Linked DNA regions of Homo sapiens: region 2 is linked to region 1. Evidence: chromatin loops called from intact Hi-C (ENCODE). Cell type or tissue: CD4-positive, alpha-beta T cell. All regions are shown on one strand. Links, peaks and the distances in the headings refer to the core of each region. The heading gives the core; the rest is flanking DNA.

Evidence for each region. Hi-C counts contacts between places; a loop is a spot of excess contacts. Peaks named below come from ENCODE experiments on the same cell type or tissue, not always from the same donor. Only the 100,000 strongest peaks of a DNase experiment are listed, where the experiment ranks them.
Region 2: it touches region 1 in a loop (1.9-fold over the local background); 1 of 110 quality-filtered maps calls a loop at or near these places.

The regions. Positions count from the first base shown.
Region 1 is chr12:52,683,601-52,699,290 of GRCh38, reverse strand. KRT77 (keratin 77) reads left to right here. Exons shown (of 9, transcript NM_175078.3): 2 at 1,395-1,609; 3 at 2,861-2,921; 4 at 3,424-3,519; 5 at 4,501-4,665; 6 at 6,411-6,536; 7 at 6,650-6,870; 8 at 7,319-7,353; 9 at 7,852-9,665. The coding sequence ends at 8,126. Among named protein-coding and RNA genes, the nearest start is that of KRT1, 11 kb to the right of the region's middle. In CD4-positive, alpha-beta T cell, for the core only: no CTCF peak of the experiment used is centred there; a DNase peak (open chromatin) is centred at 7,960; H3K4me3 peaks cover 1,004 bases.
Region 2 is chr12:52,732,074-52,747,763 of GRCh38, reverse strand. It overlaps the pseudogene LOC400036 and the pseudogene KRT125P. Among named protein-coding and RNA genes, the nearest start is that of KRT77, 36 kb to the right of the region's middle. In CD4-positive, alpha-beta T cell, for the core only: no CTCF peak of the experiment used is centred there; a DNase peak (open chromatin) is centred at 6,193.

The DNA.
Region 1 (15,690 bases), core at 5,174-10,173:
ACTCTCCATGGGACCACAGGATTCTTTCTTTTGGTCCCCACAATGCCACTGCCACTGAGTGCAGTGAATGAGTCCTGAATTGATTTCTTCACTCCCTGGGAGTGCCACCACAGAGTAAAAATAGAGAGTGGCAGGAATTTCTCACGGTGTTGTGAGCTGTGCTGACAAGCCTGGGAGAGCTGCTTGCCTAATCTCTTGCTTTGATAAGGTGAGCAAAAATGAGCCATGGGAGGTTGTGTTGTCTGCAAACATTTTCCAGCCTAGAGTCAGAATCCAAAGGGAGCTAACCAGGGTTGGCCCCTCAGAGGGGCGGAGTCTCAAGGGCCGGGGGATTTGGAGGACCCTCACTAGTGTCACGTGGTAGGGGAGTGTCTTCAGGGTTCCGTTCTGACCACACAAAGCAGTGGGTTTGCCCCTTTACATGGTGCCCAGAGGAGGAAGCAGGATTCTGGAGGGTGTGTGTTTTTGGGCGTGTGCGCCTGCATGCGGCCGAGCAAAGTCTGGAGGCAGCATCACTGCTGCTATCAGGGCACTGGAGCAGAGGCTCCACAGTGTCTACCTGGCTGAGGAAAGGTGGAGGCTGGTCATTACCATGCCAAGGACAAGCCGCACACTTTGCACAGCCAGCCGCCTCCCTGGGCCCCGCATCTTACCTCCATATCCACAGTTTTGGGAGAAGAGGTGGTGAAAATATTGGGTGATGTCCACTCTCCATTTCCCGGGAAATAGCAAGTGGGTAGTTCTCAAACACCTGACAACCCAAAGTCCTCACTTTGGGGCACTTGAATGCATTAGACTTTTAAAAAATGAGGACATTTGCCTTAAAAATTCTGTCTGCATTATAAAAGCATTTAAATGAGTTACTTTCCTGACAAACATCCCGGCAGACAGCAGAGGTGGTGGTGGCTGCAGGGCAGGGGCACCCAAGCAAGTGTGCTCAGGAATTAGTTTAATGTTCTAAGCCAAATTGATCCTTCTCTCTTTTTCTTTCTTCCTCTCCTCTATCACATAATGCATTTTGACCACAAAGAGAAAGGAACCTTGGGGTCATCAGTGTCTCAGATGCTCCGAAACACCATTTCCTTACGTTGGCATGGATAAATTGAGTGTGGAGGGTGAGTGCTCTATGATGTAAATGAAGGAGGTGATTTACCTTCAAAACCAGAGTGAGCTTAGTGTCAATTTTAGGCAAGTTGACCTTACAGCCATTGGCAGTCAGAAACCACATTGCCCTCTGTGTGTCTCAATCCCGAGAAAAGGAAGCTCTCTGACCCTTGGAGGAGCCATCCTGATTCTCTGAGGTCTGGATGTGTTGAGGGGGTATGGATGCTCCTACTTATGGGGGAGCTGCTCTGATCCATGGCCTGGGGTGGACTGGGGTCTCTTGCTCTTAGGTGCGATTCCTGGAGCAGCAGAACCAGGTGCTACAAACAAAATGGGAGTTGCTGCAGCAGGTGAACACCTCAACTGGAACCAACAACCTGGAGCCCCTCTTGGAGAACTACATCGGTGACCTGCGGAGGCAGGTGGATTTGCTCAGTGCGGAGCAGATGCGCCAGAACGCGGAGGTCAGGAGCATGCAGGATGTCGTGGAGGACTACAAGAGCAAGTGAGACTCCAGGCAGGGCAAAACAGGGGAGAAGCATGGCCGGAAACTGGTCACAGGGGCAAGACATTCGGCTTCAGTGTTTGTGTGTAAGGGTGGGGGGCGGGGCATGCAGGCTCTGCACTGCACAACTGCAGGAGGCACTGTTTTGTATGTGGCAACCCGGGTAGAATGATATTGGCAGCCAGCTGTCAATTGCATTGGGTGGGGAGGGGCAGGATAGCTTCATGGATGTTGAAACCAAGTAAGCCTGATTTCCAGTGTGGCCTCTGCCACTTACTAGCTGCTTACAAATTCATCTTTTTAAGTTTCTAGTGTTCACATTAGTAATGTGGGAATAGCAAGAACCTTCCTTGTTGGATTGTTGTGGGTAGATCTGTGGTTCTCAGACTTGAGCATGCATCTGTTTGCTGGAATCAGATTGCTGGGCTCTGCCCCCTGAGTTTTTGATTCAGCAGATATGGGATGCAGCAAGAGTGTTTGTACTTCTAACATGTTTCCAAGTGATGCTGATGCTTGTGGATTGGGGACCACACTTTGAGAACTGCTGGTTTGAATGAAATGATGCTTAATAAGTTCTTAGTATTGTGGCTGTACACCCCTAGCAGTCAATAAACCCTTGTTATTATGACTATAAACAGTAGGGGTGACGGGAGTTGTCGAATTCCAGATCAGCTGCTCCTGAGCCGTGCAGGCAGCAGAGCCTCTCCCTCCCTCTTCTTCCCCATGTGGGGTGCAGGGTGCTTCTCTCCCATCACCTTGGCATGCTTACTGTGTCGTGCCAGTAGAGATCCAAGTGTGTGTGAATCAACGAGGGAAAAGTGAAATCCACACTGGAGGTGCTGGTGGGGGGTGGGGTACAGAAATGTAGATTAAATTTTTTCTCTTCAAAAATATTTAGTAAAAGTGGTTGTTATTTCATGTTCTCAGTTTTAAGGAATGAATGAGTTTGACACATTTACAAAGGTAAAACATCAAAATAAAAATAGACATTCCAGGGACCTTCTCTGTGGCTCTGGGTTTTCCATGTTGGCCCGGGGTCCCCTCTGTTGGCCCACAGACCTAGGAGTTGGCTCTGCCCTCATCCATGAGAGTGCCAGCCTCTGGGAATGGACAGCCAGCACCTTGAGCAGGGTTCTCTGAACCCAGGACAGCAAATGTTTGGGGAATTCCAAGCTTTCTGCTGTAAGGAGGGACCTCAGGGAGCCAAGGTCAGCCTGCAGCCTTTCTGTGCTCCTTTGCCTCGCCTGACAGGTATGAGGATGAAATCAACAAGAGGACTGGCAGCGAGAATGACTTTGTCGTCCTGAAGAAGGTGAGGGAAAGGGGAGTCCTGAGGGTGGCTGTGGACCCAGGAGGCTGAGGGGAGTGAGGAATCCCTATGGGATGCTCTGTGACAACGGCAGGGTGGCCTCTACGGCCGGCTTGCTGTGTATGATGCCTGAATGCGGGGCCCTTACATTGGAACTGACACTGATAATGACTCTTCAGGAAGCCTTGAGTTCGTATCTCTCTGGGGTCCTGAAAGTGAAATGAAGTGAAATGACAGCTTTTGAGTGTCAGTTACCTGTAGCCTTGGGACCTAAGGAAGGACCTGGGGTGTTGGTTGTGACTGACTGGGATGTGGAGGTTGGTGTCACATCTCCTTCTGGCCAGGAAAGCCAGGACTTGTGGGTCCCTTATTCGAGTGCGGTGATGAATTTTTTAAGTAAGGAAATAAACCTAGAGTGGCTCTGCCACTCGCCTGAGCCAGCCAGTGAGCTGGTGGCAGGCAATGCCTGGGCAATAAAGTCAAACTGTTTCTGCCTGCTATTCAGGATGTGGATGCTGCTTATGTGAGCAAAGTGGACCTGGAGTCCAGGGTGGACACTCTGACTGGGGAGGTCAATTTCTTGAAATATTTATTTTTGACGGTGAGTTAAGCCTTTATAAGAACCTCCTTTCTTTTCTCACATCTCACAAGGAGTATGGGCTGTAAGAGGGGAGGCCTGAAACCCAACACTAGGGTCCCACTAGGGACTCATCTCCCCAGGTACCCCAACTCTGTGGGCCTGGAGTCAGCCATCCTCTCCACCCCAATCCTCAGAATCCCCAGGTCGGGGTAATGAAGATGGAAGGCTGGGAGAATCCTGAGTTAGGTGGAGGCGAATGTGTCCCTGGTTCATGGCTTCCAATCTGTCTGGGAAATCACCCAGACATATAAGGGGCAAAACCAACCAGAAATCTTCATTAATTCTGGGGAGTTGATGGAGCTGTTAGGAAACTCTGTGGGAGGTGACAGTGTGAGTCTCAAAGGGAGTGGAACCTGACCTTAGTGATGGGGGATCAAACACTCCACCACCCGGCCCTCTTTTGCCTGTGTCTAACTTGGGGGTACGTGCTCTGGGCCAGATGCTGTGTTAGAAGTTTATGTTATGGGTATCTCCATTCTACAGATGGGAAAACTGAGGCACTGAGGGGTTAAATTACTTGCTTCATTACCTAGCTAGTCAATGGTACAGCCAAGACTCAAAAGTGAGTCCAAGTGACTCCTTAACTAGAGTCCATTCTACTGCCTCGGAGTACTCATGTGGTTTCAAGGAAGAGGCATGCCTGCCAAGGAGCCCAGCTCACTATGGTGGCCAAGTCAGAGCAAGGCAGAGTGGCAGCTGCAGGAGAAGTGTGATGGGGAGATGGTATCTGAACGCTCCAGGTTTAGGCTCCTTCCTTCTCCCTGGAGGCAGTTAAGACTCTCCCTATTATCTCTCATTGCACACAACAATTCCAAGAGCTTTTCCCAAGACTACCTGGCCCAGGCTTCTGGCTTCCCCCGAGAGCCTTGAGGGAGCAGCAGAGGAAAACTGAGGCCCCCAGAGGAGAATGGAAGGAGTCAGCCTGTGCGCCATGCCTCGCAGGAGCTGTCTCAGGTGCAGACTCACATCAGCGACACCAACGTCATCCTGTCCATGGACAATAACCGTTCCCTGGACCTGGACAGCATCATCGATGCAGTGCGGACCCAGTATGAACTGATTGCACAGAGGAGCAAGGACGAGGCCGAAGCCCTGTACCAGACCAAGGTGGGCGTGGCCCCCAGATCTGGTGCCCAGAAAAACAGATTCTTCCCAGAATTGTCTTTCTCTTATTGCATTGTCTTTCTCTTATTTCTGAAGTAAAATGTGTTTGTTATACAAATTCTAGAAATTACATGTAAAGATTACCCATCTCTCACTACCGCTATTAATATGTTAATATCTCTTCTACCAGTTCTTTGTCGCTATTAGGCTAGTGGAAAAGTGATTGCGGTTCTCGCCATTAAAAGTAATGACGAGAACTGCAATTACTTTTGCAAAAACCCAATAATGTTTATTGAGAACTCATATGTGTTAGGCACTGCACAAAGTGCTTTACTTATTTATTATTATTTCATTCAGTCCTTACAACAACCAATGAGGTAAGAATTTCGTTATCACCATTTTATAATAGATAGTAGTGTGTGAGATTACTTAATTTCCCTAATGCCTTGTAGCTAGTAAATGGCAGAGCCAGAGCTTAATTAAAATTGGGTTTGTGTCTACAAACCCATTCCCCTCACCACTAGAATGATTTTTATTCTTTTTTCATAATGGTATCTATTAAAATATATTTTTTTTACTTTTTTTTTTTTTTGAGATGGAAACTCACTCTATCTCCCAGGCTGGAGTGCAGTGGCCTGATATCAGTTCACTACAAACTCCGCCTCCTGGGTCCAAGTGATTCTCCTGCCTCAGCCTCCTGAGTAGCTGGGATTACAGGCACGCGCCACTACACCAAGCTAATTTTTGTATTTTTAGTAGTGGCAGGGTTTTGCCATGTTGGCCAGGCTATACTTTCTCTTTTACTTAACACATATGGATACTTTTCTGTGACACTAAATAACCTGCCGCATTTTTAACAGCCTGGTATTATATTGTTAGACTACACCCTCCCTTATTAGATCAACTCCTTTGTGGCTAAGTTGTTGGGCACATCTTTGGTTACTTCTTTTCCATAAACTGACCTGGATCTTTTTGGATGGTGAAGCCTCTGGTTGAAAGGGCGTGGCTGACAGTCCAGTCACTAAATTCTGAACAACTAGCATTGATGACTGGCTTTGAGGATGATCTGTGGCCAACTCCAATCCTGGCTGACCTCTGTCCCACGGTCCTGCACAGTGTTCTGGGGTGGAATGGATTTCGACATTAGACTAGGAAGCAGATGGCCAACAGTGAAAAATAGCAGAGTGCAGATTCCCTTGAGTCGATGCTTCTCCTACCCACTTCAGAGCCCTGTCCTGGGGGTGGAGTTCTGACTAATGGGGCAATACAGAGACAGAAACAGAGATGGAGGGGAAATGAGACTGAACGTGGAGCCAATGGAGGGCCTCTGAGGACATGAGGTCCTGCTTGACTGCTAGGGAGATCATCCTGGAAAAGGGTGGGAAGCTATATGGTGGGTGGAAAGAGTGAGGGGGTCTCAGTGTGGGTAAGGACCAACGTGAAGGCTTAGATGTGTGAAAAGGTGGTAGAAAGGGCATCACAAAGCAGGTTTGTCTGGCTGGGATGAGAGTCTGCCCAGAGACTGGTGGGAATGCGGGAGGCTTGGGATAGTGTGAGTGTGTGCATGTATACATGTGTTTGCAGCCTGGGTGAGGGAGGTTTGGTATAGCTGTGAGTATGCATGTAGGGGTGACCACAGTGCAAGGTGGGTGGGAATCTCCCAGGGGAGAGCAGCCCAGACCTACTCCCTCCTGGAGGGGCTTGTGGTGGGCAGCACATGCTGACTATGATGCTGCCTTTGGCCCCAGTACCAGGAGCTCCAGATCACGGCAGGGAGACATGGAGACGACCTGAAGAACAGCAAGATGGAGATTGCAGAGCTCAACCGCACCGTCCAGAGGCTGCAGGCAGAGATCAGCAACGTGAAGAAGCAGGTGGGACGGGTGCTTAGGGAGGGCTGACCAAGCCCTGCACCTCCTACAATGCCCTGCCAGATCGAGCTCTGGAAACTTAACCATTAAATGGTCTCCAACTGTCTCTGGAGCAGATTGAACAGATGCAGTCACTCATTTCGGATGCTGAGGAGAGAGGCGAGCAGGCCCTCCAGGATGCGTGGCAGAAGCTGCAGGACCTGGAGGAGGCCCTGCAGCAGTCCAAGGAGGAGCTGGCCCGGCTGCTGCGTGACTACCAGGCCATGCTGGGGGTCAAGCTGTCCCTGGATGTGGAGATCGCCACCTACCGCCAGCTGCTGGAGGGCGAGGAGAGCAGGTGGGTCTGGCAGCTGTGTTTCTGGGGCTAAGGCTTGAGATGCACCCATGAAGCTGTGGGACTGGCTATTTGGAGAAAAGATAAGCCCCACCTTTTTGGGAAGATTGGTAGCCCAGGGTGAGCAGAAACATTCCAATTAGAGGCAGAGGCTGTGTGAATGGACAAGCCTCTTCACATAGGGAGAAGTCATTGTTATCATTCCTCCACCTCCAAGTAGAATGTCCTTATACCCCAATCCAAGCCTCTGCAGCTGGGTATTCACCCCCAATGCTAAAAGGCTTCATGAAAACCCTGAAATTTCTCTCTGCCCCACTGGCTTCCTGACCTCTGCTCATGCACACACATTTCCCTAAGGCTTGGGGACACCTCTGATCCAGATGTCTGTGGGCCACAGCCTTCTCTCCTCAGGCCCTGTGGGTCTGGCTGACCGTGTGCTTTGGTTTTACAGGATGTCAGGAGAGCTGCAGAGCCATGTGAGCATCTGTAAGTAGCAGAGCCCAGGGGCAGAGAGAGGCTGGTGGTGCTGGGTGGAGGGAGGGCCAGGAGGTGGCCAGCAGAGAACGGAAAGTCTGGCATTTTAGCTTCCAGTCCTGTGCAATAGACACCAAAGTAAGCAAGTGTAATGGCAAAGCCTGGAAGAATTCATTTGAAATAAATGGTTATGATTTCAGGTCTGCTTATCTTAATTGTTATGATGCCTTTTTATTAAATGATGCCTAGGAGGAATCAGCAGCGGCTAGAACTCTTTAGGGTACATATTCAATAAACAATGTAAGTGTGTTGCTGAGAGGAACCCTGGCATCCCTTTGTAGTATGAAGAATACTTTTCAAGTAGGAACACTTTCAATTTTCAATGTATGGGGTTTGCAAGTCGATGCCACGGGTGATCGAGGATGGAGGAGGCTGCAGGTGCAGGGGCGGGTGCAGGTGGGGGCCTTGCCCGGTCCCTCTGACCCCGTGTGCACTGTCCCCTACCCACAGCCGTGCAGAACAGCCAGGTGAGCGTCAACGGCGGCGCGGGAGGCGGCGGCAGCTACGGCTCAGGAGGCTACGGCGGCGGCAGCGGTGGGGGCTATGGCGGCGGAAGAAGCTACCGCGGAGGCGGGGCACGAGGCAGGAGTGGAGGCGGTTATGGCAGCGGCTGCGGCGGCGGTGGCGGGAGCTACGGAGGGAGCGGCAGAAGCGGCCGCGGATCCTCGCGCGTGCAGATCATCCAGACCTCCACCAACACCTCCCACAGGCGGATCTTGGAGTAGAGGCCTCGTTTCTGCCACACATCACGCCTGCCCCTCACCGCCCTCTCCTCAAACTCCTCCCCTCCACGCCCTTCCTGATCCCCTCTCATTCACTTTTCTTAATGGGTCTCAGCAATTTTGCCAATAAATTCGACTCTAATGGGGGAAGCAGGGTGGATAAGTCCAAACAGCAGATCTCTCTTTGGAGGGCACTGGCTTGCAGTCAGATTCACAGCTAGGCACATTCTCACTCAGACCCCGCTCTGCTGGCCCTGCTGCTGTTCCTGCTCCCACCTTTTTGGAAGATCGGTAGCCCAGGGTGAGCACAAACATTCCAGTTAGAGGCAGAGGCTGCGTGAGTTGGCAAGGTAGGGAGAAGTCATTGTTATCATTCCTCTGCCTCCAAGTAGAATGCCCTTATGCCCCAGTTCAAGCCACTGCAGCTAAGTATTAATCCCCAGTGCTAAAAGATACCAGGCATCTAGTTTAGCAATGGAGGGAAACAGAAACAGCCTGTAGAGAGCATCGACAAGGCGCATAATGGAGAGTTGGTATCTCAACCCCAAGCTCCCTTTGCTGTACCTGGGCTGCTCTGTGAACAAGAATCCACGCCCCCCTGCCCTGCTGGGGACCACATAATGATCCCTTTGGGGGAAGTTGCTGATTGCAGGGCAAGCTAGCTTGGTAAGGAAAACCTCTGCACCAGCGGCCTATTCCTGCCTCTTGGTCCATAGCCTCATACACTCATGTTGATGGATAGTATAGATTTGCTGCCCACACCAGATATCTGTAAGGCATCACTGTCCTGATTCTGAACCTCTGTTTCAGGAAGCATTCTCCCCTGTGTAAACAACTCAAGGTGGAAGTATTTCAGAGGGCATAGGGTCATGAATCCTTACCCAAAGGAAGCCTGTTTTAGCAGTGGATGCAGGAGTTGATGAACAGACAAGCAAGTTCTGCTTCTGTCCTGTTTCCTCCTGACAGCTCCATTCTTTTGAAGCCTGACCCTTCCTAAGCTCTGCATCATAACCACTCTGAGAATTGCCCCATTGGGTGGGCATGTGAAGCCCAGCTCTGTTCCATCCAGGTGCCTCGGGCCTGAGGAGTCTGAGGATCTGACTTGGGTCTTGGAAGGGTTCCAACCCCAAGTCAGTCAGGAAGCTGCCCATTTTTTTGCAAGGCATTTTAATGCCCTTTCCCAGACCTCTCTAGTCCCTCCTGCCTTCTGTTCTCTGTAGCTGTGAGCCCTTTGTGAGAATATGACTCTTAATTTTGAATCTTATGTAAGAGGCTTGAGATGTGCTGGAGAGGGCAGGAAGAGGAAAGTATCAGGCCTTGAGAGAGGGAATGTAGCTTTGCTTCTATGATCTGGAGTCACCTTCACTTGCTAGCTGAGTCCTAACACAACTTCCAAGTCCATGATTCTCTTGGGGCATTGGATGGGCTCAGTGTGGGTCTCTTAGGCTGTTCTTGTGACTTCATCATTTCCTGGTTCAAAGTTGTACTGTCAAGGGGCAGCATTTCTGGTATTTCTATAATAAATTTTTCTGTGATCTCAAATTGCTGTTTGGTCAGGAGATGCATTATTTCTTCTTCTTCTTCTCCTTCTTCTCCTTTGCCTTCCTCCTCTTCTCCCTCCTCTTCTTCTCCTTCCTCCTCTTCCTCCTCCTCCTCCCTCCTCCTCCCCCTACTCCCTCCTCCTCCTCCCTCCTCCTCCTCTTCTTCTTCTTCCCTCCTCCTCCTCTTCCTCCTCCTCCTCTCCTCCTCCTTCTTCTTCTTCTCCTTCTCCTTCTCATTCTTCCATCTTCATCTTCATCTTCTCCTCTTTTTCTTCTTTCTTCTAAATAAAGATGGGGTCTCACCATGTTTCCAAGGCTGGTCTTGAACTCCTGGGCTCAGGTGATCCTCCCACCTTGGCTTCCCACATTGCTGGGATTACAGGTGTGAGGCGTGGTACCTGGGCTATTTCTTTAAAAATTTCTGCAGACCTCTGAAATTATTTATATTTGGGAAGTTAAAATTTCTTCTTATTTTTTATTGTACAAGTAATACACAGTCTTGAAGAATCTTACAGACATAATCTTATTAATCCTTAAAGTGGCTGATCATCCAAAAGTCAATTATACATTTGTTCAATGAGCACTTATTAAGCTCCTACTGTGTGGCAGGCAGTGGCTTAGGCACTGGGAATGCAATGTTGAATGAACATGTTTCTGACTCTTAAGTTGCTCACAACTAAATGACATATTATGGGGGAGGGACGATTCAGAGAGAAGAGAAATCTGAGTGTGCTTCTAAGGACCTCCTAGCCTGAGAGTGGAAGCAAGGCCTATCCTGAGGACACAGGCAGACCCCCCAAAACAGGAACAGTGGGACTTACGACAGGTGCCAGTGCTGGGGAAGGGACGTTTGGTTCCAACAGACTCCTGGAGGACTGGGATATGGAACAGGGCCAAGGAAGAGAGGTGTGGGTGGGGAGATGAGGGAAGGGCCCTCCAAACAGGGGGATAGTCTGCTCAGAGACTCAAAATAAGAGAGAGTGTGGGGGTGAGAAGGAGCAGCTGGACAGGAGAAACTGAGCTAGGGAAGAAAGGGGCTGAGGCCCACAAACTGAGTGGGGTCATGGGCAGAGACATCTTCAATTGATGCCTTGAGGGAAGCAGAGATGCAGAAATTCCATAATGGAGCAAGTTAAGCCATCACCTCATCCTATGTGGTAGTTCTGAGTCCATGTAAAAGAATCACATAAAAGATGTGATCTACTTTCTAATTCCCTGGAGGGACTTTGATGAAATTTGGATATGGGATTCATTCGAATATGACAGGAACCCATATTGATAAGACACTGTGTTCCCAGGCACACCCCTCCATTCTGTCTGAGAAGTTTCTCCCCATCTCACCTGTCCTGGCAGCAGGCCTGTCAGGAGATGGGTAGGAAAGGGAGAAATGGGCAGAGAGGCTGTCTGAAGGGAAGCAGAGAGGGAGCAGACAGATGCAGTGCCCCACACTTGCAGCCAAGAGCCAAGAGCAGCCAAGAGCCAGGAGCACACGGACTAGGAAGGGAAGACATGGATGGAGAGCAGTGGGCGTAAACATGACTTTGAGTGTCCAGCTGGCAGGTGAGGAGACGTGAGTCAGAAGGTGTGGCAGCTGCTGGAGGCAGCCTTGGGAATCAGGAAGAGAGTCACGTCTAGAGCTTGTTTAGGCTCTTCTGGAGTCAGATCACTGTGGGGACTCTGAGCTCCAAGAACTGTAATAAATAGGAGCCTACTCAGAGGAAGGTGACCAGGACAGTGGTGGTGGGGAATCAGAAGCCCGATCACAGGAATGCCGGTGAAAGGCCAGGAGAGCAGTCTCTGGGGGAGATGTGGCAGCTAACTGCAAAGATTTGAAAGGCTTCCGTGGGACCACAGGAAGGGTGGCTGACTCAAGCTGATGACCCAGATAGGCAGTGTCTTTGCAGTTAGCTGTCACATGTCCCCTGAAAGGTGGGCTTCTCCTCCACATGTGGGCAGGCTCTCTGCCTGCCTTTCCCTTTTCTGCCTGTCCTCTGACAGGCTTGCTGCCAGGATAGATGAGATGGGGAGAAACTTCTCAGAGAGAATAGAGGGGTGTGCATGGAAACAGAGTGTCTTATCACTATGGGTTGATATGATGTTTGCAGTTAGCTGCCACATCCTCCCCAAAGACTTCTGGAGGGGCATGCCTGGGAACACAATGTTTTATTCATATGGGTTGCTGTCCTATTCCAATGAATCCCATATCCAAATTCCATCAATATCGCTTCAGGAAGCTACAACATATTCGGCTCAATATAAGAAGCACCTTTCTATGATCCTGACATGGGAGAGGCTACCTGGGGAGTGATCAAGTTTCAAGCAGAGATTGGCTAACCGTTTGGCAGGACGTTGAGGGCGGGAGTGGAGATGGGTGGGGATATGTGTATGGAGGCATCTCACATCTTTGCTGTACTAAGAGTTCACATGGCGAAACCTGAGAAAAAAAATTCTACTCTCTGTGTTATATGGGAAGAATAAGGTCAGGTGCCAGTGAAAGCTAAAGTCACAAAGAAGCCAAAGGCCCTAGCCAGAACTGTTAAATGAGGCTAAGTTTTCTGGCAGCACAGGGTCTATTACAGGGTGTGAGTTTGATTATCCCTGGGATCATGCATGTGTGATACTCTAATGGGATCCACGTTGGCTCTGAGAAAACACGCAAGGATAAGGCCAACCACAGCTCTCCTTTCCCTCCTCTCTTGGGAACAAGTTGAGATTGTCCCAGAAAATGTGGCCCTGACTTATCTCTTCCGAATTCTTGATTTTGTCCTGTCATGGAGGCCTGGGGGACAGATGGAGGGAATCATGTGCCTGAATCTGAAGAATATTGGAATAGAGATTCCACAAGGCAGGGGCAGGAGAAATAAAGGACAGAAAGGAGAGGAGTTGGTCAAAGAAGGCATCTCAACGTCTAAATGAGAAGTCTTAATTCGATGTTCAGGGAAAGAGAGAGTAACTTTAGGGACCTAAACAAGGAGGACTAGCACTAAGACACTGAAGAGATTTCCTGAAATAGACAATATTTCCATCAGAGACAATGAGAAATCCCATCAGGAGAAAATGTCTCTCACTTTCAGCTCACCCCAGTGAAAACAACAAGCAATTCTATAAACCATGTAGGAAATGCCCACACATGCATTATCTCACCTGAGTCCCACTCACCTGGGAGTGCGGAGACCAGGTGTGGGGGTCTGCAGTCCTTCTAGGGACCATGGAGTGCTCCATCCCTGCCCCTAATCAATGCTATTCCCACAAGGCAGATACTCAGAGGGAGAGCCAAGCAGGCTCATTCATCAATAAACCAAGAGGCTGGCAGGAGGGAGCAAACACCCGGGTTGGTGAGAGTCCCAGGGAAAGTCTGCCAGCTGCTCTTTGCTCTGAGAGGCAGGGTGGCAGGGTGGGGCACTCTGGAAATATAAATTTAGTTCCACCAGCTTCTCATCCACAGAGATTTTGATCTGAGGACATGGTTAACTGGAGGAGCAATCATTGACTCAGTAAAATTCTAACTGCATCTGACCTTAGACAAGGTGTGCGTTTCTGGGCTGGGAAAGTTCCTGGTCTGAGGAAGAGTCTCTTGAGAATGTCATCTCTTTTCAATTACCCAGCCTTTTGGCCCAGAATGCATCTTCAAATTAATGAGCCATTTGCTGGTTAATTTGGTCCCAGGGAAAAAAGTCCAGCAAATTACTGGGCATTACACTGAGCTTGAAGGTCCCTCTTCAAGGTTGCCCTGGTTTTATCAGCTTTCCGATCAGTCTGGGAAATGGGATGTCTTCAGGCTGATCAATGCTCTGTTGAAGGGCTGGCTGGGAATTTGGGGTATTGGGAGGTTTTCTAGCATGGAGGACGGGCTCCGAGTGGCCCAATCCCAAGCCTGGAAGGGCTTCCAGGGGGCTCTAAGTGTGCATTCTGACCTCCACACCTGCCCCTGTGTGCTCAGCCCTCAGTGTTTGTGCTCCCCCTGCAGAGCAGGCACTCTGCAGTGAGGGCAAAGGCTCCTCGCATCTGGCCCCAGCTCCCTCCAGCCTCAGGTGAGCCCGGTGATGCACCTGTGATCCCTTCTTCCATGTGATGCCCCCTAGCTTTCCCAGGGCAAGTCCGTGGACTTCTTAAGGCTTTCTCTCACAAGATGAGGAAATGGGCCCATGTCAAGGGCTTAAATGTCCTGTTCCAGCCTTTTCACTGTTTCCAGTAAATCAGGGGCTTGTTCTAAAGTTTGTTTTTTTTTTTCTGGTTATTATATCAGCTTCTGGGTTCTCTCAAATGCAAGAGTGAGGGAAAAATCTTTCCTTTTTTCCTTTTTTGAGATGGAGTCTCGCTCAGTAGCCCAGGCTGGAGTTCAGTGGCGAGATCTCGGCTCACTGCAAGCTCCGTCTCCTGGGTTCACGCCATTCTCCTGCCTCAGCCTCCCGAGTAGCTGGGACTACAGGCGCCTGCCACCACACTGGGCTAATTTTTTTTGTATTTTTAGTGGAGACGGGGTTTCACCTTGTTAGCCAGGATGGTCTCGATCTCCTGGTCTCGTGATCCGCCCACCTCTACCTCCCAAAGTGCTGGGATTACAGGCGTGAGCCGCCACGCCTGGCTCCTTTTTTCTTTATCTATACTCTACTATGCTTCAGTTTCCCTGGAAGGTACATAGAGCCTCCTTTTTACAGAGGAAGGAAACTTAGGCTCAGAGAGGGTCAGTGACCTGCCTAGAGCAGTGCAGAATCAGGAGCGGAGCCCAGGCCTGGCAGCCTCCATGGCACAGAGCAAGATGGGCCCCACCGCCTCTCTCCTCCATGTTCATCTTTGGTTTCCTCCTTCCTGGCCTCTGCTCTGCTCCAGCCTTGCTAGTGAGTGACTCCTGAGGACCTCCTTCTTTGCTGTCCATCCTAAATAGGGCTGCCCCTCTGTCTGCAGCTCTCCCTCCTGCATAAGAAGCCTTGGCCCCTCCTCTGCTGCCTGGCTGCTTTCAACATCTCGCCCCGCCTCCCCATTGTCTGTGATTTCTCTTCACTCCACCCAGGCCTCAATTTTCCTCACTCCCCTGGGATTTCCCTGTCCCATGTCCCTGGTGGAGTCCCTCAGGGCTGGGTGGCTTGTCACTGCATGTCTTTCTTCACTCTTTTCTTGGTCCCATCCCACAAAAGCTCTCAAAACATCACCACACCTGCTCCTGCCCATGCCCCACAGCCAGCCCCTGGCAGCCTCATCTCAATGATCAGTTCTGGGTTGTGTGTGTGAGTCCTTGGGTGGGGGTGTTTTGGTGCTCTGTCATCCAGCACCGCTGGGGTAACTCTCAAGTATAAGGGGCCATGTGGGATGCTGGGAGGACATCAAAAGACACAGGGGACTTAGTCTTGCTTTCCAAAGGCTTCCAGAGTGATTGAGGGGCCAGGAAACACACAAGCACATGCATGAAAATGAGCCAACAAATGCATCAATATGTACTAAGTCTGGCAGCAGCCGAGCTTGGAAAAAGAGACCAATAGAGCACTTGCCCGATGTGGACTGAGGAAAACTCCCTGGAGGAGATGAGATCTGGACCTGTCTGCTGCCTGCTTGAGCGAGAGATGAAGGCATTTGCCCACAAGCCCTGATGGACCAAAAACAGATTCAGGACCAAATGCTCAGGAATTGAGATCTTTGGTGCCCCAGAGCTTGACTATGGGTAGGGATTTGTGGCAAGTTGCCGAGGCAACCAGAAGACCTTTCAGAAAAGAGAAGAGTAGAAGTGGGCTTGGAAGACAGAGAGGAACAGGGATGGAAAGGGAAGAAGAGGGTTGATCAGTCTGGGCAAAGCACGAGAGTGAAGGGGTCAAGGCGTGAGGCCGGGGGAGTGGGTGAGCAGGGTAAGATGTAGGTGGTGCTGGTGGTGAGAGCAGGCCAATGACAGAAGGAGCCCATGTGATGCGGCGGGCTTGGACTCTGGAGTGAGGCAAGCGTGGCTTGTCAGTTACCTGCTGGATGACTTTGGGCACATATTTCAACCTCTATAAACCTAAGATGCCTTTTCTTTAAAATGGGGCTAAGAGCTCCCA
Region 2 (15,690 bases), core at 3,533-8,532, 50 kb before region 1:
GTGATCTACCCGCCCTGGTCTCCCAAGTATCTGGAATTACAGGTGTCAGCCACTGTGCCCAGCCCCATAAACTTGTAGAGTCCTTATAGTGCTTTTCATTTGACTACCCGATATCTTTAAGGGCAACTGTGAGTTTCAGTTAAGTGATTCTTTCCACTCTACGTGCCTGGTGGGCTTTATGTGAATTAGGACTTTCTGGATTGATTCTATTGCCCTTTTCATACACATGTTTCAGGGTCAGGGATAATCTTTCCCTACCTGCTCTCTCTGTTCACCCAGCTGTAGCCTGGGGAGCTGTAGACCACAGCCAGAAGACATGATGATGACTTGAGGAGCACCAAAAATGAGATTGCGGAGCTCAGCAGGATGATCCACAGGCTGCAGGCAGAGATTGAGAACATCAACAAGCAGGTGGGGGCAGTTCCTCAAAGCCCAGGATTATGGCTCTGATGAAAGTGGTGTCCTGGGATGCCAGAGGAGCCACCTGGACCTAGCAGGTAGGGCAGCTTTTCAGACTCCTGATTGGGACCTTTTGCAACTGGGCTTGCCAAGTGGTACCACATAGAACAAGGACTTTACGCTGTCTTAACTTACATCCATCAACTTAAAGGCAGAATGATCTTCTCTCAATCTGGTAGACATGGTCCCCAAAACTTCATAAACTATGTGGCATTGAGTTTCTGGGATCTCAGAACATGGATTATTCCTTCCCAAGAGGTGGGAAGCAGGTGACCACTATCTCTGGGTAAAGGCTCGACAATCATTGGAGTTTCCCAGTATGGTTTATTTTATATGGATGTGAATGCTATGAGCAGAAGTTAGCATCACCAGCCACATAGCACACAGATTAAAGATTTTCACTAACGGGAAAGATGGAGACCTGTGTTCACCTGCTACATATGCAGTTGGATCCAGGGACTCAGTGCACTTCCTCCTCCTGCTTCGGAATGCTAACCTGGAGGTGGCAATTGCTGACACTGAGCAGCATGGAGCAGGGGGCGATGCTGACCCTCAAGGATGCCCAGGCCAAGTTGGCAGAGCTCAGAGATGCCCTGCAGCAGGCCAGGGAGGACCAGGCTCATCTTCCGTGTGACTACCAAGAGCTGCTGAACATCAAGCTGGGCTGGATGTGGAGACCGCCACCTACCAGAAGATGTTGGAGGGCGAGGAGTACGGCAGCGTAGGCACTCTCTGGTCAAGGCACAGAACCCAACTTGAGAAACCCATTTCACAGGATTATGTGGTCCTTTGGTTAGCTATACTGTGTTACAGTGATTTTTGTCTCTGCATTTCCTTCCCCTTGGTATACGGAGGCTCTAACACAGTGGCAGGGGACAAAGGAAGGGCTCAACAAGTGCTCGATGAAGTGGACTGTACTGCTCAGCACTCTCTCTTTGGGCTCAGAGATACAACTTTTATAATATTTGCTAGAGCAGAACACTAAGAGCCTGCCTCCTAATAGACATATAGTGCACCGAAAGGCAAATGTCAGTGAATCCTGGTGTGGTGGAGAATACAAAGATGAGTACCAGGTAGTCCTAACAGCCTGCTGTCCCTACACTTTAAGCTGGAGTTTCCATTTTCCTCAGAACCAGTTGCTCTTCCCCACCTTCCCTTCTTTGTTAATGTTAACATTGGACAGTTGGAGTCTGTGCAGTGCTCTGGAAAAGATACCCGGCCAGCTAGGTGTGGTGCCTCACGCCTGTAATCTTAGTGCTTTGGAAGGCTGGGGCAGGATCACTTGAGGCCAGGAACTCCAGAACAACCTGGACAACATAATGAGACCCCATCTTTACAAAAAATAATACAAAATTAGCCAGGCATGGTGGTATGTGCCTGCAGTACCAGCTACTCGAGAGGCTGAGGGAGGAGGATCACTTGAGCTCAGGAGTGTGAGGCTGTAGGGAGGCGTGATTGCACCACTGCATTCCAGCCTGGGTGACAGAGAAAGGCCCCATCTCAAAAAAAAAGACACCTGCGCCTGGATGCGGGTGGTGTCCATGGGCCCAGAAGGATGATGCAAATAGGAGCTGTGTCACTTCTGATATGGAATGGGGAATGTGCGGGGCACTCTACCCAGCTTGATTTACTCATCACACACACTGCTGAAGAGCCATGTTATCCCAGTTTTGCCCATGCAGTAACTGAGGCCAAGGTAATGGCAGAGGCATGTATCCAGAGACATATTACATTTCTATTCTTTGCATTCCCCATCCTAGAATCTCAGGGAAGTCCCTTCTCATGTCTAAACTCAATCGCTGATGCTGGAGCTCATATCATTGTATCCTGGCATCCCAGGGGCTAATTCCAAAAAGAGCTTGTCCCACCTGGGTAATTTCACCATAACCTTTCTGTGATATTTATTTTGTTCCTGAATAGGATGTCTGGGGAGTGCCAGCATCCAGTGTGTATCTGTGATTATGCTGTGCACTTCTTTTCTATCATTTTAGATGATTTCTCGTGGCTTTGTATTAGCTTTTAAACCCTAGAATTGTCTTCTACAGCCTTGTCCCTAGAGTAACACAAAGGCAGGGGCACAAGGGAGAGACACATAAGTCATATTTAGGTAGGCTTTATCTGATGTCCCATCCAGTGTATGTCCTGGGCCTCCCTCAGACAGGGAAGGCCCATAGGAGCATTGTCTCTCTCTCTCTCTCTTTTTTTTTTTTTTGGTCTTTTTTTTGTAGTGTCTTTTCACAAGTCTTTCCTCTGTGGCTTTCCTTGACCACTCATTTCTCAGACAGGGATTGGCATGCAATGGGCATTTAGGAAGACAGACTGTGACTGAGCAGTCCATTCTCATTGCAGCTGTGGTCAACCACACTTCTAGCAGCAAAAACATTAGTATGGGGGATAGTAGCAGCTCCAGCAGTGGCGACTGGAGCAACAGAGGTACCCAGGGTCTCCAAGGGGGTATTAACTCCATGGCTATTGGGAAGGATGTCTAGTTCAGAAGCACAAGTCTCTCCATGGATCAGAATCCCAGACTTGGCAGTTCATCCCCATCCTCCTTAGCCAGGATTGTGCAGACCACCACCAGCAGTGGCCAGTGCTCCTGCACCACATACTGAGCCTGAGACCTAATTCATGACTACAGAAAGTCCCCCTGACCTTTGCCACTCCTCTGTAATAACTCCTTTCTCCTCAGAGTTAGTGACACCACAATCCCATCCCCTTGGATGTTCAAAGCCAAGCCAAGAAGGGACCCAGAAATACACTGTCAAGCTAGGGGGTTAGACCTGAGCCAAGCCACTATTGCCTTCTTTCTTTCTTTCTTTCTTTTCCTTTCTTTCTTTCTTTCTCTCTCTCTCTCTCTCTTTCTTTCTTTCTTTCTTTCTTTCTTTCTTTCTTTCTTTCTTTCTTTCTTTCTTTCTTTCTCTCTCTCTCTCTCTCTTTCTTTCTTTCTTTCTTTCTTTCTTTCTTTCCTTCTTCCTTCCTTCCTTCCTCCCTTCCCTTCTCTTTCTTTCTTTTTCTTCTTTCTATCTTTCTTTCTTTCTTTTTCTTCTTCCTTTTTCTCTCTTTGTTTCTTTGTTTCTTTCTTTTCTTTCTTTCTTTCTTTCTTTCTTTCTTTCTTTCTTTCTTTCTTTCTTTCTTTCTTTCTTTCTTTCTTCTTTCTTTCCGTCTCTCTTTCTTTCTTTCTCTCTTACTATATCTCTTTCTCAGATCTCTGTTACCCAGGCTGCAGTGCAGTGGTGTGATCTCGGCTCACTGCAACCTCCACCTCCTGGGTTTAAGCAATTCTCCTGCCTCAGCCTTCCAAGTAGCTGGGATTGCAGGCACTCGCCACCATGCCAGGCTAATTTTTTGTATTTTTAGTAGACACGGGGTTTCACTATTTGGCCAGGCTGGTCTTGAACTCCTGAACTTGTGATCTGCCTGCCTTGCCCTCCCAAAGTGCTGGGATTACAGATGTGAGCTACTGTGTCTGGCTCACCTTTATGTTGTCTTATATAGAAACTCTGCCTTTCCTTCTTTCAGCTCTGTTTTTTTTTCTCCATCAAATTGTAATATGTTATGCTGCATTTTGGCTCTAAGTTTTGTAGAACAATAGAGACCCATTGTGCCTTCTGAATTGGAGGGTGATAAAAAGACTGCAGAAAGTTATGGTAGCAGTTGTGTGTGGACTGAGCGAGAGATGAGAAGAGAATGAGAGCACTGAGGGAGTCTTTGGGGTTAAGCAACCTGGGTCAGATAATTGGCCTAATTGCAGTGATATGCTTCCCTCTTTCTGGATCCACCCTAGGGCAGCCCACACCCTGAGGCTGGCATACTTCTTGCAGAGGCCTCAGTGGTCCTTGCCAAGAGCTCCAAATGGCTCAGTGACAGTCAACTGTCACTTCAGTGCCCAGCCTGGGTCTCTTCAGGGCCTTCCTCACTGCTCCCCTTGAGGTTTTTGGGCCAAGGTGGTGGGAAAATGTGGTCAGACACTGCCCATGTATCTTCCTTCCTTATTATTCAAGAGAAGCCAATCCTCTCCCCAGCAAGACTTTGCCACAACACTTCACATGCCCTTTTCCTCCGCATACTGAGATCTCAAGGTTATGGAAAACCAATAAATGAAGCAAATATATACTACCTAGTTATATACATAATTACTACCTGCCAGAAATTGTTCTGAGAACTTCAATATAACTCACCTAATCTTCACAATGATCTTACTGTTATGGGATCCTTGGGGTGTCACTTTTCTGGCCAGAAACCTCTGTGGCTGGTGGCACCTTTACCCAAGTTCTTGTCCTGTGTCCAGGAAGAGATAGGTGTACAGACAAGTGGAAGGTGAACAAGATGAAGAGGAGTTCATTGAGTGTTACAACAGCTCAGAAGTGACCCACAGTGGGTAGCTCCCCTCTGTGGGCAAGTTGTACCATGTAGAGTGTGCAGCTCTCAGCAGAGAGGAGGCCCTGGAAAGGGTGGCTCCTTTCTGTCGGGACGTCATCTCCACAAGTCTCTGAAGCTCTCAGCAGAGAGCGCTGCTCCTCTCTGCAGCTCGTCGTCCTGGCATTTCTAGCTATCAGCAGAGAGGGTAGCTCCTCTCTGCAGCTGGTCCTCCCTCATCTCTCCATCCTCTGTGTCCTTTCCCCTGCTCTGGCTGTTCCCTGGGCTTTTATGGACCTCAGAGGGGAGGAAGTGTGTGCTGATTGGTCCATGGGCTGCCCCAAGGAGGTACCACAAGTCCCCACTCCAGTTGGCGGGATTGGCTGACCGTTCCCCAGCCTTCAGGCCCTCCCTGACCTGAAGGTGAGAACTTACCGGGGACTGCTCTTTTCCACCCAGTAATCTGCCTGCCTCCCACTGCCATTCATGGCCCTGGGGCTCAGGCCCAACCCTGCTTGGAGATCAGAGCAGGCACCAGGAGAGGAGAGAGGCCAGGCAGCGGAAGCAGACACCCCCTGAAGCAGCAGGGACTGGAGGGGGGGCCCTTCCCGGGCCTCTGAGGGTGCACGCTGCAGAGATGCCCAGGTCCTGCTCCTGGGAGGGCAGTGGCAGCTGTACCTGGGGAGCTTCTGCCCCACCAACTTGGAAGGGGCGGGGCTCCTGCTTGTGCCTGGCTCCTGCCTCCTCTGCAGAGTGGGAGACCCAGGTCTGCTGCTGTAGATCAGGCAGCTGCTGCTGCACCCAGGAAGGCAGACCCTGCCTACTCCTGGACCTCTAAAGAGCACAGGGAGGCTCCGATCCACAGCCACATTTTGGGGGGCTGTAGCCCTGACGAGGAGGGCGGGGCTTCTGCTTTCTCCTTAGAACAGGAGGACTGGGTCTGCAGCTGCAATTTGGATGGCTGCAGCATCACCTGGGGAGGTCCCGCCCCAACTCAGAAGAGGTGGGGCTCCCACTGGCTCCATGGAGTGTGCAGCCCTAGCTGTGCCTCCCTGCTGCAGCCGCTGCCATCACTATGAGGTGGGTATGATTATCCTTATTTTGCAGATGTGGAAAAGGAGGTATAGAGACGTGAAGGTCACATTGTGTCACAGGTTACAGTTAGCAAGTGGTAGAGCCAGTGTGTGAACATAGGCAATTGAGCCCCGGAGTCCATGCTTGTCACTCCCACGCTATATTAATAACATAGGTGTAGTTTTGTTTCTTCAAGACAGTGTGTGTGTGTGTGGGGTGTGTTTCTGGTCTTCAACGGCACAGCGTTACTTTAGTGAGAGGCCTTTGAGTCTTTAGACGCCGTCCAGGAAGCGGTGCTCTGTCCTTGGTGCTGAAATCTGGCCCAGGTATCCGGTGGCCTTTTCTATTTCAGGAGGCTGACACTGTAGTCACTTCCTCCAAACTCAACTCTCCCCATTCCCTGCTTCAGCTCTGACGATTTGCATTTGGGCATACAAATTTTCTGTCTAAGATCAGGTAAATATTTGGTCCAGAGCCCGACTTTAAAATAGTCTCAGACTTTGTCTATTTTGTTATATTCCCCATAAAACCAAGACCAAAATAATTTGCCTCTAAGTCTTTATGAATAATAAAACGTATGAATATTGGCATGTTTTCCTTTCTGCCTCCTGCTGCTGGAAAGTATTTGTCATTGGTGATTAGAGTATTATATTTTCTTCCTATTTTAACATGGATTGTTATTTTAAGTTAACTCCCTCATTATTGTGATGACAGGGATATAAAAATAAAAAAGTCTAAGAAGCTAGTCTTCTCTTGATTGAGGCTAGGTTCATGCTGAGCCACATTAGAAACTGGACACTTCCAGAGGAGGAGAATGATTTAAAACATTAAGTATTATTATTCATTAATGTGGTAATAAAAAGAATATCTTCCTCTCTGGGATGTGTTGAAGAACACATGAAGTAATATATGTAAAAAACACTTTATAAGACAAAAGATGTTCATACTGATATTGTACTATACTTACACAAATTTTGATTAGCAACTCTATTCTAAATTCTTTAAGGAAAGCAACTGTGTCATATAGTGTTTCTGTGTTACACAATACTGAGCAGGAAATGTGCACTCAGTAAGCACTTGCTGACTGATGGACTGATTAAATGACATAAGGCATGCTAGAGCTTGGCACAGCTCCTAGAAAAAGATAAGTACACAATAAATGGGAGATATTGCTATCATTATTTCTAGGGTTACCACTGTTAGTTGATTTCTGAGGAATAAGACTCTCAAGACTAGAAGTGACTTCAGAAGCCATCAAGAGGAGCCTCCATTTAGATACCTATGTCCTCTCTAAAACATTGTCTACAGTGGTAGCCCACCCTGCTGTGGTGGGGAAATCCTCTTCCTCTCACAGAGAAGGTTAAGCTGAGTCTTACCATGTAAATTCCACTAATTGGTCCAAGTTTTCCTGTGGCTATAGGTAACAACCCTAAATCCCTTTGCGCACGAGAGTCTACAAATGTTTAAGGAAGGTTCCCCCTTTATCAGGGTCCTTCTCCAGGTGGGACACTTTCATCTCCTCTCAGCTGGGGGATGCCCCCAGCCATCCTCAGTGCTCTCCCATAGACATCTTCCAGGTGCCTAGAACCAAACCCTTCAGGTGAAGCCTGACTAGTTCAGGAAAAGGGTGGGCACAGAGCTTGTCTTTGTGCATCCTCTGACCTTGCAGGTAATTTTGGCAGCTGCTTTCTGCCACTGACTCACCTTAAGCTGGCATGACTTTATGTAAGCCATTGTGAAACCTTATCTCCCCATGGGGAACTGTGCAGCTGCTTTGCTTGAATGCACATGTGGGGTCTTACATTAATCTCTGTTAAATCTTTCTTATTAGTTTTGGCTCAAGCTTCAAACTGTCAAATTGTTTTTGGATTCTGACCCTGCCATCCAACTTACTTGTTACTCTTACTAGATTCAGGCAAGCTATATATTTGAACTACATGCAAAGATGTCCTTATTTGCGTGTACTGGAAAAAGAAACTGCTATTTACAGTAAAAACTGCTTATTCATATTAGGAAAGAAAGGTGTCATAATTATCTAAGGCAAGGTGGCTCTTCAAAAACTTTCTTTTTTTGTGTGCACAAAAAATTGGAATAAACAAAAACTTTCTTATGGAAAATGTCAAGCAAACATCAAAGTAGAATAGTGTAATAAACACCTGTGTACCCATCACCCACCTCAACAATAAACTCATCTTATTTCATTTCTACCCATTCCATGCCTCTAGATGGTGGAGCAAATCTCAGACATCATATTATTTCATTCATAAATATTTTATAAGTTTTTGTAAAAGATAAGGACTCTTTGAATAATATAACCACATTATAACCTTATCGCCCTTAACAAGATAAACATTAATTATTTAATATGATCAAATATCCAGTCAGGTTTCACATTTCCCCTCATGTCTCAGGAATGTTTTCATTAAAATTGCTGGCTTGCATCAGGGTCTAAACAATGTTCATACATTGTAATTGGTGGATATGTGTGGATTCCCATTCTTCTTCTTGTTTCTTGTAATTTATTTGTTGAAGAAACCTGGTCATCTGTGTGTAGAGTTAGCATCCTAAGTTAGTGATTTTTTCCTCCCCACAGTGTGATATTGTTTAACATGTTTCTCCATCCTTTGTCCATATTTAAAAGAATTTATCGCCAGGCGCGGTGGCTCACGCCTGTAATCCCAGCACTTTGGGAGGCCAAGGCTGGTGGATCACGAGGTCAGGAGATCGAGACCATCCTGGCTAACATGGTGAAACTCCATCTCTACTAAAAATACCAAAAAATTAGCCGGGCATGATGGCAGGTGCCTGTAGTCCCAACTACTCAGGAGGCTGAGGCAGGAGAATGGCATGAACCCAGGAGGTGGAGCTTGCAGTGAGCCCAGATCGCGCCACTGCACTCCAGCCTGGGCTACAGAGTGAGACTATGTCTCAAAAAAAAAAAAAAAAAAGCTTTTAATACATTAAAATGGACTTTTTGGGTGTATAGTTACATATATACTTTTTCTTTTGAGACAAGGTCTCACTCAATCGCCCAGGCTAGGATGTTGTGGCAGAATCATGGCTCACTGCAACTTTAACCTCCTGGGCTCAGGTGATCCTCCCGCTTCAGCCTCCTGAGTAGCTGGAACTACAGGTGCACGCCACCAGGCCTGGCTAAGTTTTGTATTTTTTGTAAAGATGGGATTTTGCTACGTTGCTTAGACTGGTCTTGAACTCCTGGGCTTGAGTGATTCTCTCCCAGCCTCCCAAAGTGCTGGGATTACAGGCATGAGGCAATGCGCCCTGTCTCCAGTTCCATGAATTTTAACACAGTTATACATGTATAGATTTATGTACCCACTCCCACAATCAGGGTGTAAACAATTTCATCACCTCCCAAAACCCCCTCGTGCTATTTTTTATAGTTGTTCACTACCCCCACCCCTAACCTCTGGCAACCACAGATCTGTTCTCTGTCCCTATAGTCTTGTCTTTTTTTTTTAAAGCAAGTTTTTATTTATTTATGTCAGTAGCACCCCTTTCCCAGTCATGACAATTTTTAAAAAATTATACTTTAAGTTTTAGGGCACATGTGCACAACGTGCAGGTTTGTTACTTATGTATCCATGTGCCATGTTGGTGTGCTGCACCCATTAACTCATCATTTACATTGGGTATACCTCATAATGCTATCCCTCCCCCCTCCCCACCCCCCGACGACAGGCCCCTGTGTGTGATGTTCCCCTTCCTGTGTCCAAGTGTTCTCACTGTTCAATTCCCACCAATGAGTGAGAACATGCGGTGTTTGGTTTTTTGTCCTTGCGATAGTTTGCTGAGAATGATGGTTTCCAGTTTCATCCATGTCCCTACAAAGGACACGAACTCATCATTTTTTATGGCTGCATAGTATTCCATGGTGTATATGTGCCACATTTTCTTAATCCAGTCTATCATTGTTGGACATTTGGGTTGGTTCCAAGTCTTTGCTATTGTGAATAGTGCCGCAATAAACATACGTGTGCATGTGTCTTTATAGCAGCATGATTTATAATCCTTTGAGTATATACCCAGTAATGGGATGGCTGGGTCAAATGGTATTTCTAGTTCTAGATCCCTGAGGAATCGCCACACTGACTTCCACAATGGTTGAACTAGTTTACAGTCCCACCAACAGTGTAAAAGTGTTCCTATTTCTCCACATCCTCTCCAGCACCTGTTGTTTCCTGACTTTTTAATGATCGCCATTCTAACTGGTGTGAGATGGTATCTCATTGTGGTTTTGATTATCTCAACAGATGCAGAAAAGGCCTTTGACAAAATTCAACAACCATTCATGCTAAAATCTCTCAATAAATTAGGTATTGATGGGATGTATCTCAAAATAATAAGAGCTGTTTATGACAAACCCACAGCCAATATCATACTGAATGGGCAAAAACTGGAAGCATTCCCTTTGAAAACTGGCACAAGAGGGATGCCCTCTCTCACCACTACTATTCAACATAGTGTTGGAAGTTCTGGCCAGGGCAATCAGGCAGGAGAAGGAAATAAAGGGTATTCAATTAGGAAAAGAGGAAATCAAATTGTCCCTGCTTGCAGATGACATGATTGTATATCTAGAAAACCCCATCGTCTCAGCCCCAAATCTCCTTAAGCTGATAAGCAACTTCAGGTCAGGGAGGGCCTGAAGGCTGGGGAACGGTCGGCCAATCCCGCCAACTGGAGTGGGGACTTGTGGTACCTCCTTGGGGCAGCCCATGGACCAATCAGCACACACTTCCTCCCCTCTGAGGTCCATAAAAGCCCAGGGCACAGCCAGAGCAGGGGAAAGGACACAGAGGATGGAGAGATGAAGGAGGACCAGCTGCAGAGAGGAGCTACCCTCTCTGCTGATAGCTGGAGATGCCAGGACGACGAGCTGCAGAGAGGAGCAGCCTAGAACGTACAGTGCATTCATTTGATGGTCTGGGCGGGAGTTAGGCTTTACTCTGAACTACCCAGGCATGAGATGATTGCAGGTAAAGCCCCTGCAGGGCAGAGAGTCCTGTTCTTGCAGGCTAGGCACTGTCCAGAGGTAAGGAGAGTCACTTCCTCAGGACAAAAAGGGAAAACATTACCTTAGAGACTCTTGATGGCCCCTGCATCCCGAGGACCCCACCGCAGTGGATGTGGTTCCCGGGAGAGCTGAAGGGCTTTCTTTCAGGACCACACTGCACAATTAACTGAGACAAGGTCTCCTGTGAATATTTTATGTTTTAAGAGCTGGGATCTGACTGGCAGAAGTTAATGACTCAGGTCACCGGAGACAGGAGGAGCATGGAAAATCACCTAATTACAGCAAATGCCCTGATGTTTGGGGCTAGGTTCCAGTAGGAAGCAGCCCATCCATTGTAGGGAGCCTAAGTGTTTTTCTGCCTTGGATCTGGTGAAGGAAAAATGAGGCCAATGTCAGAGAAAAATCAAAGCAACTGGTGGCTCCAGGGTTAGGACCAAGATGTGTTTGGGATTTGAGGCATTGACCTGTTTTGGCTAGAAAATCAAGCTCAGGAAATTGTCAAATTAGTGAGCCAATCCACTGGGACTTATAAAAAGGGCCACCTCTCTCCTTGCATCAGAAAGTGCTCTTTCCTCAGGTTTTCTGAACCAGGACATCTTCCTGCATCCAGAGAAAATGATGAGCCAGCAGTCCAGCAGGACCTCCCAGGCCACCCAGGGCTTGAGTGGCCACTCTGCCATCCTGGTGTCTGGCTAGAGCCATGGTGGTGCCATCAGATCCGTCAGCCTCATGTTCTGGGGGAGGCAGTGCTGCTGCGGCCTATGCCGTGACAGGGGGCACCTTTGGCAGCAGGAGTCTGTACAGCTTTGCAGGGAGAAAGATCTCACTGAGGGTTGCTGGAGGTGCCGCCCAGGCTGGGGGCAGGTCACAGGGGTGCTGGGGGCAGGGCACAGGGGTGCTGGGGGCAGGGCACAGGGGTGCTGGGGCACCTTGGGAAGCAGTCTGTGTGGGGCTGAAGGAAGGGGAATGAAAAGTGGCTTTGGAGGAAGCTCCTTCAGCATTGGAGGGAGACCTGGTGGCTTTGGAGGACAGCCTTGAGGAGCCTCAGGCTTTGGAGGTTTGGGGGCCTTTCCCTTTGGCATCCAGGAGGTGACCATCAACCAGAGCCTCTGGTAGCCCCTGAACATGGGGACTGACGCCTAGATTGAGGTGAAGACCCAAGAGAAGGAACAGATCAAGACCCTCAACAACAAATTTTCCTCTTTCATTGACAAGGTGAGTGTCTGAGGTTGGAGAGGGTCAGAGGCCCTGAGACCCCCTGGGATCCCAGGCATGGGAGGCCTGGATTTGGAGACCAGGTCTGCTCCTGAGCCAGGGACTGGACAGAGCATAACCCTCTCCTCCATGGTTGATCACAGGTACGGTTGCTGGAGCAGCAGAACAAGGTGCTGGAGACCAAGTGATGCTTCCTGTAGGAGCAAATGGCCACCTCCAATGACCTGCAGCCCTTCTTTGAATCCTACATTGGCTGCCTCCAGGCTCACCTTGACAAGCTACTGATGGAGCGGGGTCGGCTGGAGGGGGAGCTGGGCACCATGCAGGCGCTCGGGGAGGCATACAAGAGGAGGTGAGAGGCAGTGCACCCGGTGGTGAGGCTCAGGTGCCCAGAACGTGAAGGTCATCTGGCCTCTGTGGGCATCAACAAGGAGCTGGGGCAATATGGATAAGGAAAGCACTTGACGGGGCTCATTGGTGGACCTGCCATGCAGCACTGTCTGTATGAGCAAAAGCTCTGCAGCCAGACTGCCCGAGTTTAAGCTTGACTATGTCTCTTTCTAACTGCACAATCATAGGTAATTTATTTAACCAATCTGTGCCTCAGTTTCTTCATTTGTAACACGGGGGTGATAACTGTACCTACCTTAAAAGTTTGTTTGACAGCTAAATAATTTAATATATGCTGTTCAAACAGTGCCTGGCAAATAGTGACACCTTATTAATTAATTAGTTAATACTAATGAAAGGCTCATCAACCAAATAGCTTGTTAATAATGCTGGTTTTATTATTACTGAATGACATGAACTACGAAGGACATAATAATGAAAGGTATTAAATGTCTACTCTGTGCTGGCCCTGTGCTTGGTGCTGGGGCTATAGCTGTACATGTGGAGCTCATGGGGCCGGTTGTTCCCATAGGGCCCTGTGGCTGGGGTAGCTGACTGCATTAGTGTGGCAGAGGCAGAAGAGTGGGGCCCTCAGTCATCGTGGCTGTGGTGTAGGGCCTGGACTGAGTGAGGGGCCCGGGAAAGAGAAGCTCAGGGGTGCTCTCTGGGGGTTCCCACCCTGTGGGACTGGAAGGGACATTAACTTCAGTGCTGACTGAGGAACACTGAAAGACTCCAGGGCTGTGGGAGGGGCCCAGGCCTCAGTGTGGGAGATGGGGAGCCATATGGGAGCATGAGGAGCAGGTGGGAGAATGGAGACTGCATTCCATGCAGTGTAGCTGGGCTTGGAGGAGGACAAGCTCTCACGCTTTTACCTCCATCACCAACATCCTGAACATTTATGCCAGTGCTGAGAAGGGCTGGGAGGACTCAGGGCTTCATGGATCCCTATGACTCAGAGAGATTTCTGCTTGGCTCACCCCTGAGCTGGACTGGCCAGGGACCTCTCCTAGTACAGCCCTCTGGTACAGCTGCAGCTGACCCACGCTGTTCCTCTTGCAGGTACTGTGAAGAGCGGAGCAAGCGTGCAGCAGCTGAGAAGGACTTGGTGCTTCTCAAGTAGGTGAGCAAGGATGGGGGCTGGATGGGGACTGGGATTGGGGCTACAGCTGCCAAAGCCAGGTTGAACAGTGCTCCTCAGGGGTCAGCCAAATTCCCATCGTGCCTATGAGACTTCCCAACGTTCCAGGACTTTGTCAATGCTGCCAGCCTGGTCACTTCTCAAATGTCACACTCTGCTTCCTTCATGATTAGATCAGTGCCAGAGGGTCCTGGGTGATGGGGGCAAAAAGTGATGAAGAGACAGAGAGATATGGAGGCTCTCCCTGAGACTGAGAGACTTCCCGGGAGAACATGCCCCAGGGTCACATGAACACTTACAGGTCCTCCATCACTGGTGTCTCATCTATCTCTTTCAAAGGCAGAAATTCTGCCATCTTTTTTATTGGCTCCTGTGTCTGAGGGCTTCCAGAGCTTATAAGGGCTCATCAGTTGCCAAATTGCTTTGAGCTCTTTGGAATATAATGCCACTTTCCTGCTGCGATGAGGCATTAGTGTCATACGTAAGAACTCTCTTTAATTCCTGCATCTCATTTTCAAGTCACTTTTTAAAAATATTCATATATTTATTCTCAGAACATACAAACATCTTCTCAGAGAATAGAAAACAGAGATTTCATTCAGTGACAAAGGACACAGTCAGTTCACCCTGTCCCCCCATCTACTTAGAAAATCCCCTGGGGAAGGGATGCCTAGAGCACACAGCACTCCTTGGTGCAGGGCTGTGCACAGGTCTAAAGGTTCTCAACTTCCTTTACCATCCAAACAGGAAAACGGCTGTCCAGATGACAGTAAGATTCCACTGTCCATAATCCTCATGGTGCCAGGTCTCCTGGGGCATCTAGGGCAACGATGCTGCTGCAGTTTATACACTTACACAGTCAAGTCTGTGCCAAAGGAGGTCCCATCAGACAGCCAGGTTTCTGTTCAGTCTGGGGAGCAATGCCAACTGGCTGCCCCCATAGCCTGGCATGAGCTTATGGCCCAGTGCAATCCCAAAGCAAAGAAGGGCAGAGCTGGGCCAAAAAGCTGTGGTAATTTGCTCTCCCTGCCTCCTACAGCATCGTCTTCTCCTTTTGCAGCCCCACATGCAGGCTTCCCGACCTGAGGGTCTGGGCTAGGGAGTCGGATTGTTTTCCTAAGCCTCCATAACCCAAGAGTGAGGACCTGGAAAAAGGGATGTGAGGGTTCTGAAGAACAGGCATGAGGCAGCTTTGGAAATGCCCTCAGTGAACAGGAAGAATGCTGTGTCAGGCAAAGATGGTCTCTCCCCGGCGCTTCTTGGTGAGGATGGTGCCTGGCTTATGCTGGGCATCTGGGTGATTGGCTAGTTTGGGGGGACAGGAAGACACTGGGCTTTCCAGGATGGCTTGCTTCAGCTCGTAGAAAACTGCAGAGTCCTCTTTTGTGAGGAAGGTGATGGCCACCCCACTCTTGCCTGCTTGTCCCATGCGGCCAATGCGGTGGATGTAATCGTCAATATTTTTGGCCATATCATAGTTGACAACCATAGACACATCTTGGATGTCAATACCATGACCAGCCACATCTGTAGTCACCAAGACATCCTTGGCCCCAGGCTTGAGGTTGGACAATGCAAACTCTCGCTGCTCCTGGCCTTTTCCACCGTGCAGTGTACAGGCATTGTACCCCATCTTCTCCAGGGATTTGGCCAACACGTCGCAGCCCTTCTTCTGGTTGACAAAAATAGTGATGGCTGGGTCAAAGCCTTGCTTCAAGATTTCCAGCAGCTTTTTCCTCTTTTCTGACTCTGACATGAGGAAGACCTGTTCCACACGCTCATGGGGCTTGCCTGCGGGGTCAAGGTACACCACAGCAGGTCGCCGAAGATAGCTCCTGGCCAGACACTCCACTGCTGGGGGCTTGGTGGCCATGAACATGACTTTGATGGTACTTAACGTTTTCCTGACTCAAAGTTGGCCAGCATCTTCTCAGGGTCCTCAGACTCATCGTGTCTGGCTTCTGATTGCTGACAGGCATGTGCTCCAGGATCTTCTGGACATCTGGCTCGAAGCCCACGT